Linked DNA regions of Mus musculus: all the other regions are linked to region 2. Evidence: chromatin contacts called from ENCODE Hi-C or POLR2A ChIA-PET data. All regions are on one chromosome and are shown on one strand. Each heading gives the region's core, a stretch centred on a gene start or an enhancer-like site at or near the end of the contact. The rest is flanking DNA. Distances are from core to core; before and after follow the strand shown. Region 1 holds the start of Lrrc61 (leucine rich repeat containing 61). Region 2 holds the start of Gimap8 (GTPase, IMAP family member 8). Region 3 overlaps Gimap7 (GTPase, IMAP family member 7). Region 4 holds the start of Gimap5 (GTPase, IMAP family member 5).

Region 1 (3,680 bases), core at 657-3,156, 92 kb after region 2:
ACTCAAAACAAGAAAAAGGTTTGTGTTCAGTACTTGTTTCTAGTTTGTCGTTTGTTTTTCTGAAAATCCAGTCCTAATGGTTATAGAACTCGTAGGTACAACACCTTTGGCAGGTCCACTGGAGCGCTGAGAATACTGGAATGCTGGAGGGGTAGAGGAGGGAAAGACTTGGAAGTGTTTCTCAGATGGAGTACAGGGGCCCAGGCAAACAGGAGTAAAACACACCACAGGAAAGAGGTGAAATACGAGGTAAGACACACGGGAAAGGTTTGGGGTGCGTGAAAATAGCAAGGAATCTTATTTTTCCTGACAGACGAGGAAACAGAATGGCCTGCAGGCGTGCAAGCCAATGAAGGGAGGTCGTGGGAAATGATAACTGTCCACAGTCCAAAGCCTATGCGTCCCCCAGAGAAGCCACATAGCTGTAAAACCAGCAACCTGCAGATGAGTAATTTTTGGCATCTGTTCACCTGGACTAGGAGATGCCTCAGCATGTACCCTGTGTTGGCTGATTAGATTAGAACTTTCTCTTGACTATTTTGTCAGTCCTTTTCAGGAGCATGCCCAGATGGGACCTGGCTCCCTAATTCTACCCTGTTACACCGCACAAACATACATCCAGGGGCATTCCACAGTCCCACTCTGTGCAAGCTTGCCAGCCTCCTCTCCTCTCACATTCCTACACCTGGGGAAGAAGGAGCTCTAGTCTCCCACACAACCAGAGAATTTAAGCCAGTCAGTGTGAGATGCCAAAGCTTTTAAATTCAGACTCCATTTTAGAGAATCTGACCTAAGCTTGAACTCAGGTAGACTACAGGCCGGTATCTAGCATTAGTATCCAAGTTGTCCCCACAACAAAACCTGAGCCTAGCTCGTCTCTAGGCTAATCCCCAACAAGAGCAGAGTTTCCAAGTTACACCCCTAACAAGACCAGTATCTCCTGGTTATTCCCCCAACAAACCTGCACCCCAGGTTGCAAGCCCAACCCTTGCCTAATGACCACCCATGCAGAGGGGAGCAGAAGTTAAGTTTATGATGTGACTCCCAGCACCAGCCAGTTATATTAAAGGCCAAAGTAGCTTTCCATTTAGATGCTCGCATTCGTATTCCATGTTTGGTGCTTACTATAAAGCCTTGCCACATAGACATTCGGGGCTCCTCCCCCACCAAAACCGTCCTGTGTGAGGGTGGTGCATTGGGGGGGCTTGAGCTAGCTCGAATAGAATAAAGACCCTGCTGTGAGTTGCATCAGATCAGCTCCTGTGTGTGTGTGTGTGTGTGTGTGTGTTTGGCGGGGGGGGGGGGGGGGTCACTAACTTTTCCCTGGCACAACAGTGGAGGATGTTTTAAACAACACTCCGCCATCTTCTGAGCTCACATAGCCAAAGTGACAAAAGCCACGGATAAGTTCCTGCTGGGAGACTACACTTCCCAGCTTCCTTTGGGGACTACTGAAGTCATTTCCACCCATTTCTGACCCCAATAAGGGGCCGCATCCTTCTTCCTTTGTAGGCATTTTTGCCATTTGCATATCTTGTGACAAATGCTCCCTCACCGAGAATAAACAAGACCAAAACTTTTTCCGCCTTTTTCTCTACGGCTGCTCTTTTAAAATAATCTATCACACTAGCGGAACCCTTGTTGTTATGTATACCAAGAGGCTGTGATTGTGGGATAGGAAATCCAATCCTAATGTCTCCTGGCCACCAAGGCAGCACCCACCTCACCGGCCGCGATTGTTACCGGTTAAAGCGTTCTGTCTGTTAACTGCACTCAGAGCAGTGCCTGGGGCTGAGGGCGTGGCCACTAACCGCGGGCGGTTCCAGAAGAATCCAGCATCCCCCAAACAAACAGAACACGCAACTCGGTTTCTGGCGCAGGCCCAGCCGACCCGGAACCTGCGAAAGGCCGGAAGGGGCGGGGAGTGGTGCGACGCAGAAAAAGTTGTTTTTAAGGGACGCGCTGCGGCTGGCAGGGTACGCAAGTGACGCAGATTACACAACCAGAGGAGCTTCTAGCTCTTTGTGCTGGAACCCGCGGCCAGTGCTGCTGGAGGATTTTGTTCCTGTTAGTTTGGTCATTAGCACATTTGACAGAGCGACGTTGGGAAAGGCATTTATGGTTCCTTAACGAATGTGTTCTGTGACATTCAGTATGCTAGGCTGCAGGCCAGTGGTGACCTAGATTTTCTAACCCGATAAACGGTGCCTGGTACGTGCTCGCCCACCCCTCTCCGAACCCTGCCCCTCACAGCGGTGCAGTCATGCTCACCGCCTAGGACTGCAGACAAAAGGTGCCACAATAACGATAAGAAGGACCCCTTGTGGGAACCTTACCCGTATTTTTAGAAAACTACATCAGAATGTTTCCTGAGATAAATGTGCACTGCCTAGTGATATTCCCAAAGGCCTTGCCCCCAGAGATGTCACCAACGCAAACTGCCACCTTTGTAAATGACATTGTCCAACGGATAAAGAGGTCACCTTAACTAGGCACAGGGGAGAATGCCTCTCACTTTCTTTCACAGGCCACTTGGAAATGTCTACATTGGGAGGGTTTTCCATCTCCTGATGCTTTCTGTGCACTCAGACAAAGCAATCCCAGTTCAGTCCACACCCTTCCAGCCTGGGCTGGCTAAGTATAGGCACAGTTTTGTTGTTGTTCACATCTTTGCACTGTATCACAGTGCAAAGTCCTTAATGAATACGTGTTTGATGACGTTCAGTGTGCTAGGCTGCAGGCCAGTGGTGACCTAGCTTTTCTAATCCGTCAAATGGTGCCCGGTATCCATTTGATCTCCCTTGAACTTCTCCATGTGATGGACCAGCCTGAGTCTATTTTAAGATTAGAAGCTATAAATGTTCCTTCTAGGAAGGTGTGGAACCCCAAGAACCGCACAACTCTTAGCAGAGAGAGTGTCCCAATGGTAGACATGGTAGCCTAGGAACCACACAGCTCAGAGGTAGGACAGTGTCCCAATAGAAGAGCGTCCTGAGACACAGGAGCCCAGGAACCACATAGCTCTGAGAGGAAGCCTCCTCAGCAAGAGGCACTGCAGCTCCCAGGGAAGGGTATACCCAGCTGAGCTCTGGAGCCTCAGCCCCGCTCCACTTCTCTTCATTGCTTCTTTGCTTCTTCTGATGCTAAAAAACAAAAACAAAAACAAAAACATCACATCAGGAATCAAATCTCATTTAAAAAAAAACAAAAACAAAAAAAAAAACAAAATAGGGAGGGTCCAGGGAGAGAGGGGACAAATCCAGGAGTGGCTGCCTCTGCTTCCAGGAGCAGACAGCAAGGCTGTTGAACAAAGGGCAGGGCTTATATAGGATTTCTTATGGATGGAGCTTTTCAGGGCAGAGATTTCCAGGTTGAGGATTGGTGGGATTTCAAGTCCTGAGCTTGGAGAGCTCAGAGATTGGTGAGGTTTCCTATTCTGGGATTGGTGGGGGTTTGTGGGAAGCTCAGGGATTGGTGGGTTTTTTTGCTCAGGGACTGGAGGCATTTTTCACCTCCCTTTCCCTGCTTTGGGCCCATGGCTGAGGCGACATCACTGCTGAGCTTCTTGGGAGTCTGAAGAAGAGGTGTCGCCACCGTGGACAGCTCCTGCGCTGGTATTTCATGAAAGTGGTAGGCTGAGTCAGGAAAGAAAGTGCCACCACCATGGACAGCTCCTAGGA
Region 2 (3,444 bases), core at 89-2,588:
AAGAGCTTGATCATCAAGCTGACAGGGTGACCCATTCTGTTGGTGCCAGTCATCCTCTTCCCCAGTCACCTGATCATCAGCCAACAATCTCATCACAGTGGCCACAGTAACATGGATAGGGACTATACATGGGTCTGGTAATATCAAAGTATACAGTGCCATCTCTCTATAGCAGGATTCATGGGTCAGCAATTCATGGGTAAAAATCAAATGGGAACGACACTACTTGACCTCAGCAAAATCTTTGCTTCCAGTCCCCAAGATCTTACACTTTGTTAGCACAGAGGTCTTGGCTACAAAGAGCAAAATGTTTCCACCAAAAGACAATCATCACCCTATCCTGGCAGTTGAGTGAGTAAGTCTGTGAGTCCCGCTCTGTCTTCCCTGGATATTGCCCAAGGGTACCACGAGTTCAACCATTGGAAGGAGCTTCTGTGATTCATCCCACATCAAGGTGCAAGTGGTCCCAGAGAAAAGAGATCAGAGAGGCCTCCAGAGCCCAGCGGGGGAAGACGTTTAGTCCTAGACAGTGAGTCAGTCAGCATAAGAAAAGGAGTTAGCAGGTGAGGGCCAGTTTGGATTAAATGTACATAAACTCAAGACTTCCTTCAATACATGACTAACTGGATCTTTCTGTGAAAGGACTGGAAATTGTTCGAAGAGAGAATATAGGACATAGATACTGCCATCTGCTTCTCCAGGAGACCAACAGTCCCAGTGACAACCAGTGACTTCCTTCTGGGAGTCCAACCCCTGAGACACTCCCTGCTGGATCTTGAACCTCCCTGTCTGCCACACTTCTGTCCTCTTCTTCCTCCTTAGGTGTGAAGCCTTTCCCCACAGACCTCCTGGCAGGCAGCTGTTCCACATTCTTTCTTGGGAAAAATACGGTACATCCCTACTGGATCTGGTTGGAGTGACATAATTCCAGCTCTTGAAATCCAACCCAACACAGGGCAGACTGCCTTCCACAGTCTAAACTTATCACCCCCCCCCAAGCTATAATAGACCCCCCCCACACACACACACACCTCTGAAACATACCTCGGTCTTTCCCCCTGTCCTACTGATGCTTCACAGCTTCTGTGCTCTGCCTGGCTTCCTGCAGCTGCTCCTTGGTGGGATGAAGTCGCCATCTCTGCCCTCAGGTCAGTGGAAGCAAATCCTAAAGAGGGCCAAGAGCCACACAAGGAGAGTTAAAGATTTACCAGGCCACCCCAGTCTCCCTGGCAGGAGGATTTCCAAATGTTTCTAGGAAGAAAGAGGTTTCTAGAAGCATGTCTTACATCAGTAGAGCCTGAGAAGGAGCTCAGAGCACATAGGATGAACACGGAAGGGGCTTAGGGAGGGGCCGGTGTGAACACAAAGGCACAGGTCTTCTGGAGATGCCCTTGGGTGCCACCATGTGGCTGTGGGAGCACAGTCATTCACACTGCTACAGACAAAGATGGTAACAGAAAGGCCTACTTGGGTCTTGTCCTAGTAAGCTTCAGCTATGAATGTAACACAGACCTAGAGTCATCTGGGTAGAAAAAAAAAAAAAACAAAAAAAACACGACTGAATGATTGCCTATAACAGACTGGCCTGTGGCCATGCCTGAGAGCCATTTTCTTAATTGCTGATTTATATTAGAGTCCGTCAGGGTGGCCTGTGTCATCCCTCGGCAGGTGGCCCGAGCTGTGTAAGAAAGGCAGCTGAGCAAGCCAGAGGGAAAGGTAAGCAGCATTCCTTCATGGTCTCGGCTTTAGCTCCTGTCTCCAGGTTCCTGCCTGGAGCTCCTGCCCTGGCCTCTCTCCTGCAGATTATCACTTGTAGACTGAAATCAACCTTTTCCTCCTCAAGTTGCTTTTGGTCTTGATGTTTATCGCAGCAACAGAAAAGCAAACTAGATCAGGTCTATTCTTTGCAAAGACCAAAATCGGAAGTTTTTGATGAAGTCAGTTTGGGAGTAAAACCCAGCAGACTTTCCTCTTGGCTCATCCCCACCACCGTCTCCCTCAGCCTGGACTGATCACACAATGTAGATAAAACTACAAAGGAACCATTTGCTTTCTCCCAGAATAAAGTGCTCCCTCATAGATGAGAAAAAGCTTTCCCCCAGCTAGCAAAACACAGAAATGTTTGAACCTGAGTTTTCATATGACTCACAGAACTCACTGTGTCCCAGCGACCTAATCTGATCTGTACTTCCTAAGCAAGGGGCACACTGAGAACAGCATGGTTTCCTTGTTAGAAGTCTAAAGTGACGTGTGCTTATGCTATAAGGATCCTGAAGGATTTGGGGAACAGGGCACATACAGACTCATACACTGGCAAAGAAAACTGCCCTATCCCCCTCCCCCTCCCATTCACTCACCTCACCTTAATAAAGAAGGTCCACTCATAGAACAGTCCCCACCTCCCCTGGGCACCAGGTCAGTGCATAGAATACCATCTAATTAAAATGTTGAGGTGAAAACTATAGACTAGGATATACAGGTGCCTGTGAGGCTGAGCTAAGGGCTAGCAAGCTCTTGCTGCTCCAAAACTGAGAAGCCATGGACTTGGGGGCGGGTCGGGGGGAAGGGCAGGCGTCCTAAATGAAATAATAAGCTTTGGAAGAGTGCTTAAAGTGAAATTAAAGCTTCTCACAACTTCTTCGTGACTTAGCAGGTCGACGATTGGTTTGCTGAATGATTTTGCTCTGCGGCCTTTCTGGTTTGGCTCTAAGGAAGGATGGGGTCTCCTGCCCTCTAGTGGCCGTGTGTAACGACACATGGAGCAAATGAGAACCTGAAAGGTCCCTGCTGACTCTCCTAGCTCTCAGTAGGGACAGGACAAAGTGGGACTATAAACTAACAGAAATTGCATAAGGAGAAAGATGCGGTCATGCAAGGAGGAGTCTACGACGGCCATGAATTGTGTTAGACACAGAGGCTAATCTGTGCGTCACGCACTTTAAGACCAGCACTTGGGAGGCAGAGGCAGGTGAAGCTCTGTGAGGTCCAGGCCAGCCGGAGCTACATAGTGAAACTATGTCTCCAAACACAAACAAAAAAGAAGAGGGAACATTTGCAAGGATCCCACAGTCTCAAGTCAGGGAAGCCGCGGAGCCTGCCACAGTGAAACTACCTATGGGGTGTGAGCACCGTGGTATGTTGGCGAGCCGTGGGAGCAAGGGAGAATATGTGCTGTGGAAACCCCCACTTCCCTTCTGCAGTTGACAGACAGTAGCGGAGGCTACATTTGATGGAACCTGTGAGTGAGGAGGATGATAGCGCACTGTAATCTGGAAGGGTCAGGAGCTACGTTTCCCCCTGGGAGGTTTCTCGCTTTTGGTGTGTGGTGTGAAGACATTCAGGGAAAGTTTTCTGGAGTGCTCTGAAGATCTCCTTTTCTGCCCGCTCCTGTTCCTGTCCTGGTGCTCAGTGCTGCTTTTGAGAATGGCAGGAGCAGAGCATGTG
Region 3 (3,588 bases), core at 69-2,568, 78 kb before region 2:
CTCAGAAGGCTGAGGCAGGAGGATTATGAGTTTCCAGGCAAGCTTGGGAAACTTAAAATCAATCAATAAATCAATCAATCAATCAAGCAAGCAAGCAAGCAAGCAAGCAAGCACTAGGGATATAGCTATGTGGTTACACAATTGCTAATGATCCTGGAGGCTTGGGATCCATCCCCAGCACCACAATAGCAAACGTACCAATTGATGACATGTGCAGTGTAAGTAAGACCTCATTAGCAATGCCAAAATGTTCAAATGAAACATGCAGTAAAAAACAGTGTGTGTGTGTGTGTGTGTGTGTGTGTGTGTGTGTGTGTGTGTGTGTGTTGTAAGTGTAAATGGAGAAGGATGGAGGAGAGCTATCTGAGGTAGAATTATGTTCTGGGGGCTTCAAGGGCAGGGCACATTGCTGGACTGTCATTCTGAAACCAGATGTAATGCCTTAGAAAATGGCCAGGACACACACACACACACATACACACACACACACACACACACACACACACAGAGAGAGAGAGAGAGAGAGAGAGAGAGAGAGAGAGAGAGAGAGAGTTTATTAAGGTAAAACTCAACCGTGCTAAGAAAATTGCTCATCACAGAGATATTTATTCTGAGAGACAATTACCCATTTGTTTTTAGAGTATATATTTAACATTGTTTACTTAATAACTATTGGGTTCTTCTAACCATGTGTTCATGGATAGCTTCTGGATGCAAAAGTTCACACTCTGGTTGGGCAGGTGTTTGGAATCACAGCTGTCAGAGAATTTCAGGAATTAGCAAGAAGGAGCCAGAGATCACAATGACTACATTAGTCTAAGGGCAATCAACTGACCTTTAGCTGGTATCAGGAATATCTTAATCCCATCTGCTACGTTTTGTAAAGCAAGGTATGGTGGGCAGAGCACACCCTCCCCCAAGGTACCACTCTAGAATAGATGAAATTTATTTGGGGAAAGTGGGGATTGAGAAGAGAGGAGAGGCAAAGAAAGAAAGGGTGGAGAGAGAGAGAGAGAGAGAGAGAGAGAGAGAGAGAGAGAGAGAGAGAGAGAGAGAGAGATGCCAGCAGGAAACACGTGAAGAGAGAAGGGGAGAGAAGAGAGGGCAGAGAGGGAGAGAAAAGGGTTAGAGAGTGAGAGGCCAAAGTCTTTTTATAGAGCAACCAGGCTGTTGCTAGGTAACTGTTGAGCAGAGCCTAGAAAGAATGCTAACATACTAACACCACCAATTATACAAAGAAGGTCAAGTAAAGGAGAAAAGGAAATGGGTTTTGGGCATGGGCCAGAAGTTTCCTCAGCTGGGTTGCAGGTATTCATAGCTACATCACCCCTGGGGTGGAGACTGCTAGTCAGATTCTGAGCCTCTCCTGCTGAGTGGCTCTCTCTCTCTCTCTCTCTCTCTCTCTCTCTCTCTCTCCCTTTCTTTCTCTGCCTCTCCTCTCTTCTTAACCCCCCACTTTCCCCAAATAAACTTCATCTATTCTAGAGTGGTACCTTGGGGGGGGGGTGCTCTGCCCACCATACCTTGCTTTACAAAACATAGCAGATGGGATTAAGATATTCCTGATAACAGCTAAAGGTCAGTTGTTTGCCATTAGACTAATGTGGGACATGATTGTTTCTTTGGAATGTGTGTGCTTCTATTCCTATTTCTAATCACCAATTAAAATTACCAGTTGCCATTTTTCATATCCTAATAGAGCTTCACCAAAGACACAAGAACTGGGCAAATGCTGAAGGAAAATCTGAACAAAATGGAACCAACTCATCCAGAATACCAAAACCCTGAATTCACAGAACAATGAGCATCTAACATCCTATAGTCAAGAGGGATATGGTCTTCATTCAAGCACTGACCCTCAGTCACAAGGTCTAGGACAGTTTCTTACAGACAGTGTGGGGAGACACTTTTTCCTCTCTGCCTGTCCTTGTGTTCTGGCCCACATATACTATGTGTCAGTAAATCATTCCCTGTGGGCAGCAGAGGCTGCGTGGAGTTAGCATTAACCACTGTGAGGGAGGGAGTGACTGAAGAACTACAACGAAAAGCTTGGAGATGCTTCCTAGAGGAAACACTGGTATGTGGTAGTGATGGGGATGTAGGGGGTTGGGGAGCAGTGGTTAAGAATTTGACTTTGAAATCTAGAACAAAAGTTCCTATATTTCCCTAACACCATAGATGATCGCCTTTAACAATAAAATCGGAGCTACAAACTGAGAAAAGGCTATATTCTGCCTTTTCTGTTAATGTGACAAAAAAAAGTCTCACAGAAGCAACTTAAGGGAAGCAGTGTTTATTTGGGCTCATGGTTACAGAGGCATTTCAGTGCATCATAGTGGGAACGGTAGGACAGGCTAGCATTGGGAGCAGAGGGCCGAGTGTGATCCATCCAGCCTTGGAGCCTGGCACTGAGCCCTGACTCTGGTACACTGAATCCCTGGCTTTGCTATCTCTTAAATCTGCAAATGGCTGTTAGAAAAGGGTCAGCAGGGAGAGTGGTCAGGAGTGAGGTGGAAAAATGCGCAGAAGAAGTGAAAAAATGCAGACTGCTTATGAAAAAAGATGCCATATTTTCAAAAGAACTTTCTTAACTTCTTCAATAATCTGGTTGAATATGTTCTTCTCTGCTTCCTCACGAAGGTTTCTTATCTTCAGATTGTAATTTTCCCTAATGGCTTGTATTTTTTTCTCTCTTTCCTGAGCACTAAATTTCCTAAGAGCATACTCCTCCTCCACTATTCTAATCTCCTTCTCTGGTAGGTCAGTGTAAATTTTCCTCAAGATCTCCACTTGCTTCTTCAGCCTTCGCTCCGCGTCCTTGTATACGGGATGGGAGAAGTAGAGACCACCATTGTTCTGCACCAGGGTTTCTACAAGCCCCATCAGCTCCTGCACCTGCGTTTCCCTCTCAGCCCTCTCTGCTTTGTTATTGATGGCCAGGCAGCGATTGCCACACTCCTTGATGATGCTTTTCAGGTTTGTATCTGAGTCAGCAATGAAGTCGCTTAAGCTCTGGTCCTCCAGATCATCTTTGCGGGTGAACAAGACAATCATGTACTTCATGACTTCCTCCCCAAAGATAGCCTTGATCCTGATAACAGTTTCTTGCTCTTCCACCGTGAAGCGGTTCAGTTGCAGAACCAGAATGATGGCATGAGGCCCAGGGCAGGACTGGAGGACACACCGGCTGATTTCAAGGCAGGTGGTTTCCAGTTTTACCTTGGTGTCGAAGAGCCCTGGGGTATCAACAACCAGGAGGTCTCTTTCCTTCCACCTGCGGGAGTCACTCTGACAGTTCTGGGTGACAGCATGGGGTGCGATTCTAGAAACAAATCTCTTTTGCCCCAGGATGGTGTTTGCTGTGGCGCTCTTTCCACTTCCTGTTTTCCCTACCAGAACAATCCTCAGAGAGTTGTCACTGGGCTCAGCCATGGTCTTAACGTGGAAGCTCTGGAATCCAGGTGCCTTGAGTACGGTGTCAAAGAGGAGAAACTCGGTCAGATAAGGTGGAAACCACACTGACTCGTCTGACCTTCTGTCTTCCCCCTCTGCAAATCTAAACAGCCTAAGACTTCTGAGAGACTTCTC
Region 4 (3,348 bases), core at 134-2,633, 99 kb before region 2:
GTGGCAACTGACAAGGGTCAGCAGGAAGGCATTACTCAAGGAGAAGGCAGAAGCACAAACCCAAATGTTCATTCTCGTCTGAAAACAGCCAAGCCAGCTTATCAGGACAATTTATTTTACCAAGCAATGAGGACACAGTTCAGTCAGGAAGTTGAGAGAGTCTTTCTTGTCTTCCTTGTTAAGTACCGGCAGGCAACAAGGACGCCTAGGGCAAAGCGCCTGATGCACAAGCTTGGAGACTTGACTCTGAGCACCAGAGCCTGCTTCTGTAATCCCAGCACTATACACAGTGAGGCAGCCTGTGGAGATAGGAGAATCAGCCAGAGGCTGTCAGGCCAGCTAGCCCAGGGTGTGGCAGAAACAAGAGAGAAGCCGTTTCCACCAAGCAGAAGGGTAGAAATGACTTCAGAAAGCTGTCCTCTGATCTCCACAAGTCTCCAGTGGCACCAGTGTATTTCCTCACACAACTAAAACCAAAACAAACATTTTCACTCGCATCTGCTCCACCCATCTGCCCCTCCCCTGTTCCTTTATGTCCAGGTACTAAGAGTCACAGGGCAGGTTAGTAGGCAAGAGTCCTGGAAATAGTACCCTCTACTGTAAAGTTCAGCTGACAACGAGGGTGTTCATACACATCTAAAACATAATACTGTTAACATACCACAGCTTCTTGGGGTATGTTAAGGGAAGGTGTGGGATACCTGGCCATGAAGAATGGGGTGGTTTTCAGACAAGATTCTAAGGTAGAATTCACTGACCTGTCTTTCAGGGAAGGGCTAGACCATATAGGAAGGAACATAGAGGTTTCACTCTGGCTTGTAGAGCCTTAAGAACTCATCCTGCCCTCCTTCAGATGAGGTCTATCTGGCCTAGTAGGCTTTGGGGAGTCTGGGATAAAATGAAGAAATGTGCTCCACCTGCTGGGGGAGCTTGGGAAAGCCTGTGGCTCGGACTTTAATTACTCCTCCATCAAAAAACCATCACCTTTGTTAACTGAGGGTTTCAGAAAGGCGCAGATGGTGAGATGGAAAGCCTAGGGCCTAGGGATGATGGCATGGAAATTTCAGGGCTCTGTCCCACTCTATGCTGTCGCCGACCCTCAATTCACTGCTCTTTCACTGTCCAGGAAACCCAACACACCAAGCTCACCCGAGTGCACAGCGGCTCCCTGGCTCCCAAGCGGCTGTCAGCGCCCTGGCGGGTTCCTCTTTACCCTTACAGGTATGCGGTGGGCCTGTGCCTGCTGAGCAGTGCTCTCACAGAACAGCTACATGCAGAGCCATGAATCCAGAGTCCGAAGGCAGGAAAAGAAAGCCCATGGTGACGGAATACACACTGCCCTGCAGACTATATCCCCTCGGGTAGGTGGAAAGGCCTTGAACATTTGCCAGAACACAGTGAAACTGCTTTAGTCAATGACCACTTCCTGTGGAAAGCCTCCCGGCCCTACTCATTTCCCCTTCAGGGGGTGTTGAGGGCACAGTTCTCGGAGCCTGAGAAGTGGAAGACAGCCACCCTTTTCAAGAAAGCCCATGTGTGGCTGGAAAGTGCTGCGTCCCAGGTTCCCCATCAGCACCCAAGCTGAGCATCTGCACTTCCCCAAGCTCCTGGGGTCTCATGTCACAGGCTCTGCATTCAGAACTCCTAAAGAGGGACAGAAAAGCAGCACTGGCCCCGGAGAACCCGGACTGCCCCCTCTCAAAGAGCAGCTAAGCTCAGACAGGAGACCCGGTACTGGCTACCCCTTCTTTGCTATTTGTTGACACAGCCATAGGTGGTCATTGTACAGTTTCTCGCCTATGGAATGTCCAGATGGGCAGGGTGAAGTATTTCTTTACCTTTGTACCTGTTAAGTTTAAGCCTTGAACATAATACACAGTGCTGGCTTATGCAAGGTGATTCTCATCTCAGAGAATTCCCCCATGATGCTTTCTATTGTCAGGAAAGTATACTTGGCTCTCTGTTGTGAACACTAGGGTTTCAAGGGGTCTAGGGAGGTGACATTCTAAGAGACTGCACAGAAAGTGGGGGGGGGGGGGGAGGAAGGAAGAGAGATGAAAGGAGGGAAGGACAGTTAGTTTAAAGCTAGGTAGATAAAGCCCTCTGCTTGTATTTTTAAGAGAAGACATAACTGAAGTTAAGCATGGTGGCTTATTCTTATCCTAGTTTGTCAGGGGATTGCAGCAGGATTGCCTTGAGTTAGAAGCCAGCCTAAGCCACTGTGTGAGTCAGTCTAATAAAAAGCCTTAGCCTCAAGAAGATGTAGCAGCATCCTTTATTAGTGTCTCTGTCCTTTATCTTAAACTCAGTAGCGACCAGCTGTGCCTGCTAGTTGCTAGAGCTTGTTATGTCCTTAGGGCAAGAGGAAGGTCTGCAACCGAGAGGGCCCTGCAGTCAGGCTTCAGCTGAAGCTAGATCCCTACATTCCCAGGGTGCTAGGGAGGTTCTGGATGTTTGCAATTCAAAGAGAGGCTGCTGTGAGCACAAGATCCTCCCACTCTTCAACTCAAAACAGTTTTTTGTTTTTGTTTTTGTTTTGTTTTGTTTGTTTGTTTTTTTTTGTTTGTTTTTTGTTTTTTTTTTAAAGATGTACATCTCAAGGCAAAGGCAAAGAGGGAGAACAAAAGGTCCTAAGAGGTTTGGGTTTCATTATTATCATCATCATCATTATTTTTTTTATTATTTTTAAGAAAGAAAGGAAAAGAGAATTCCGAGTGATGGTTCTGTCCCATTGAAGAGATTTTTTCCCCCATTTTGATTTTTATTCAACCTTTGGTTCTTAACTCATCAGAAAAGCTCAGAGTCTCTCAGAAACCTGCCAGAGACCAGAGTTCACATCACCCCATGAAGACCACAACCACCCAGTACTAAGAGTTGAACCAAGGGCCCTGGGAGGGGAACATCTGCTCCTCTTGCCTACGCCTCCTAGCAGACATGTGCAATCAAGTCCATCTTGAAACAATTCTTTTTAAAAAGAACCTTTGATATCTTTTTTACAGAGGAACAAATTAAACCCTCCAAAAGTCATGGCAAGTGTTCTTTTGAAGATAGGCGGTGACTCATCTCTCATTATTGATGTTAATTAATGAAGTCAATTTTTAGACCCTGTGCTTTGGTGTGAACACTGGAAGGAGATCCCTGGCTGGCTCATCTCATCTCTGTGGAAAGAGGGCAGAAGGACCGTAAGAGCCAGAGGTGGTGGATGACTTTAGGGAAACTGTTTCCAGACACAACAGGGCAGGTGCATACATGAGTTTTAGTAGATGTGACCGTGTTCACCACACCTGAGCAAGTGCGACACAAATCCCCCCAAAGGCTGTGGGCACAAAGTCCCACTCCACTCAGGAG

The links. Hi-C counts contacts between places; a loop is a spot of excess contacts on that map. ChIA-PET counts read pairs that join two places held with the same protein, here RNA polymerase II (POLR2A).
Region 1: POLR2A ChIA-PET joins it to region 2 with 37 read pairs in Patski. The contact joins the promoter of Lrrc61 here to the promoter of Gimap8 in region 2. A Hi-C loop is called at or near these places in 12 of 37 maps with a recorded cell type or tissue (T-helper 2 cell, gastrocnemius, heart and 3 more). POLR2A ChIA-PET finds 5 or more read pairs at or near these places in 1 of 5 experiments (Patski).
Region 3: POLR2A ChIA-PET joins it to region 2 with 15 read pairs in Patski. The contact joins the enhancer-like site here to the promoter of Gimap8 in region 2. A Hi-C loop is called at or near these places in 3 of 37 maps with a recorded cell type or tissue (T-helper 17 cell, gastrocnemius and heart). POLR2A ChIA-PET finds 5 or more read pairs at or near these places in 1 of 5 experiments (Patski).
Region 4: a loop to region 2 is called in a map of heart, with 5 times the contacts of the local background. The contact joins the promoter of Gimap5 here to the promoter of Gimap8 in region 2. A Hi-C loop is called at or near these places in 8 of 37 maps with a recorded cell type or tissue (T-helper 1 cell, T-helper 17 cell, heart and 1 more). POLR2A ChIA-PET finds 5 or more read pairs at or near these places in 1 of 5 experiments (Patski).

What each region holds. Positions count from the first base shown.
Region 1 is chr6:48,553,025-48,556,704 of GRCm38, reverse strand. Lrrc61 (leucine rich repeat containing 61) reads right to left here and starts at 1,906. Exons shown (of 3, transcript NM_177736.3): 1 at 1,723-1,906.
Region 2 is chr6:48,645,128-48,648,571 of GRCm38, reverse strand. It overlaps Gimap8 (GTPase, IMAP family member 8), which reads right to left and starts at 1,338. Exons shown (of 6, transcript NM_001077410.1): 1 at 1,287-1,338; 2 at 1,045-1,165. The coding sequence starts at 1,136.
Region 3 is chr6:48,723,326-48,726,913 of GRCm38, reverse strand. Gimap7 (GTPase, IMAP family member 7) reads right to left here. Exons shown (of 2, transcript NM_146167.3): 2 at 2,278-3,465. The coding sequence starts at 3,432. The coding sequence ends at 2,551. Among named protein-coding and RNA genes, the nearest start is that of Gimap7, 6.5 kb to the right of the region's middle. Within about 2 kb of position 1,318, at least 1 of the 3 ENCODE cell types and tissues checked has a DNase peak (open chromatin) inside an H3K27ac peak, as active enhancers do; it is heart, where a contact is called at or near this core.
Region 4 is chr6:48,744,232-48,747,579 of GRCm38, reverse strand. It overlaps Gimap5 (GTPase, IMAP family member 5), which reads right to left and starts at 1,383. Exons shown (of 3, transcript NM_175035.5): 1 at 1,150-1,383.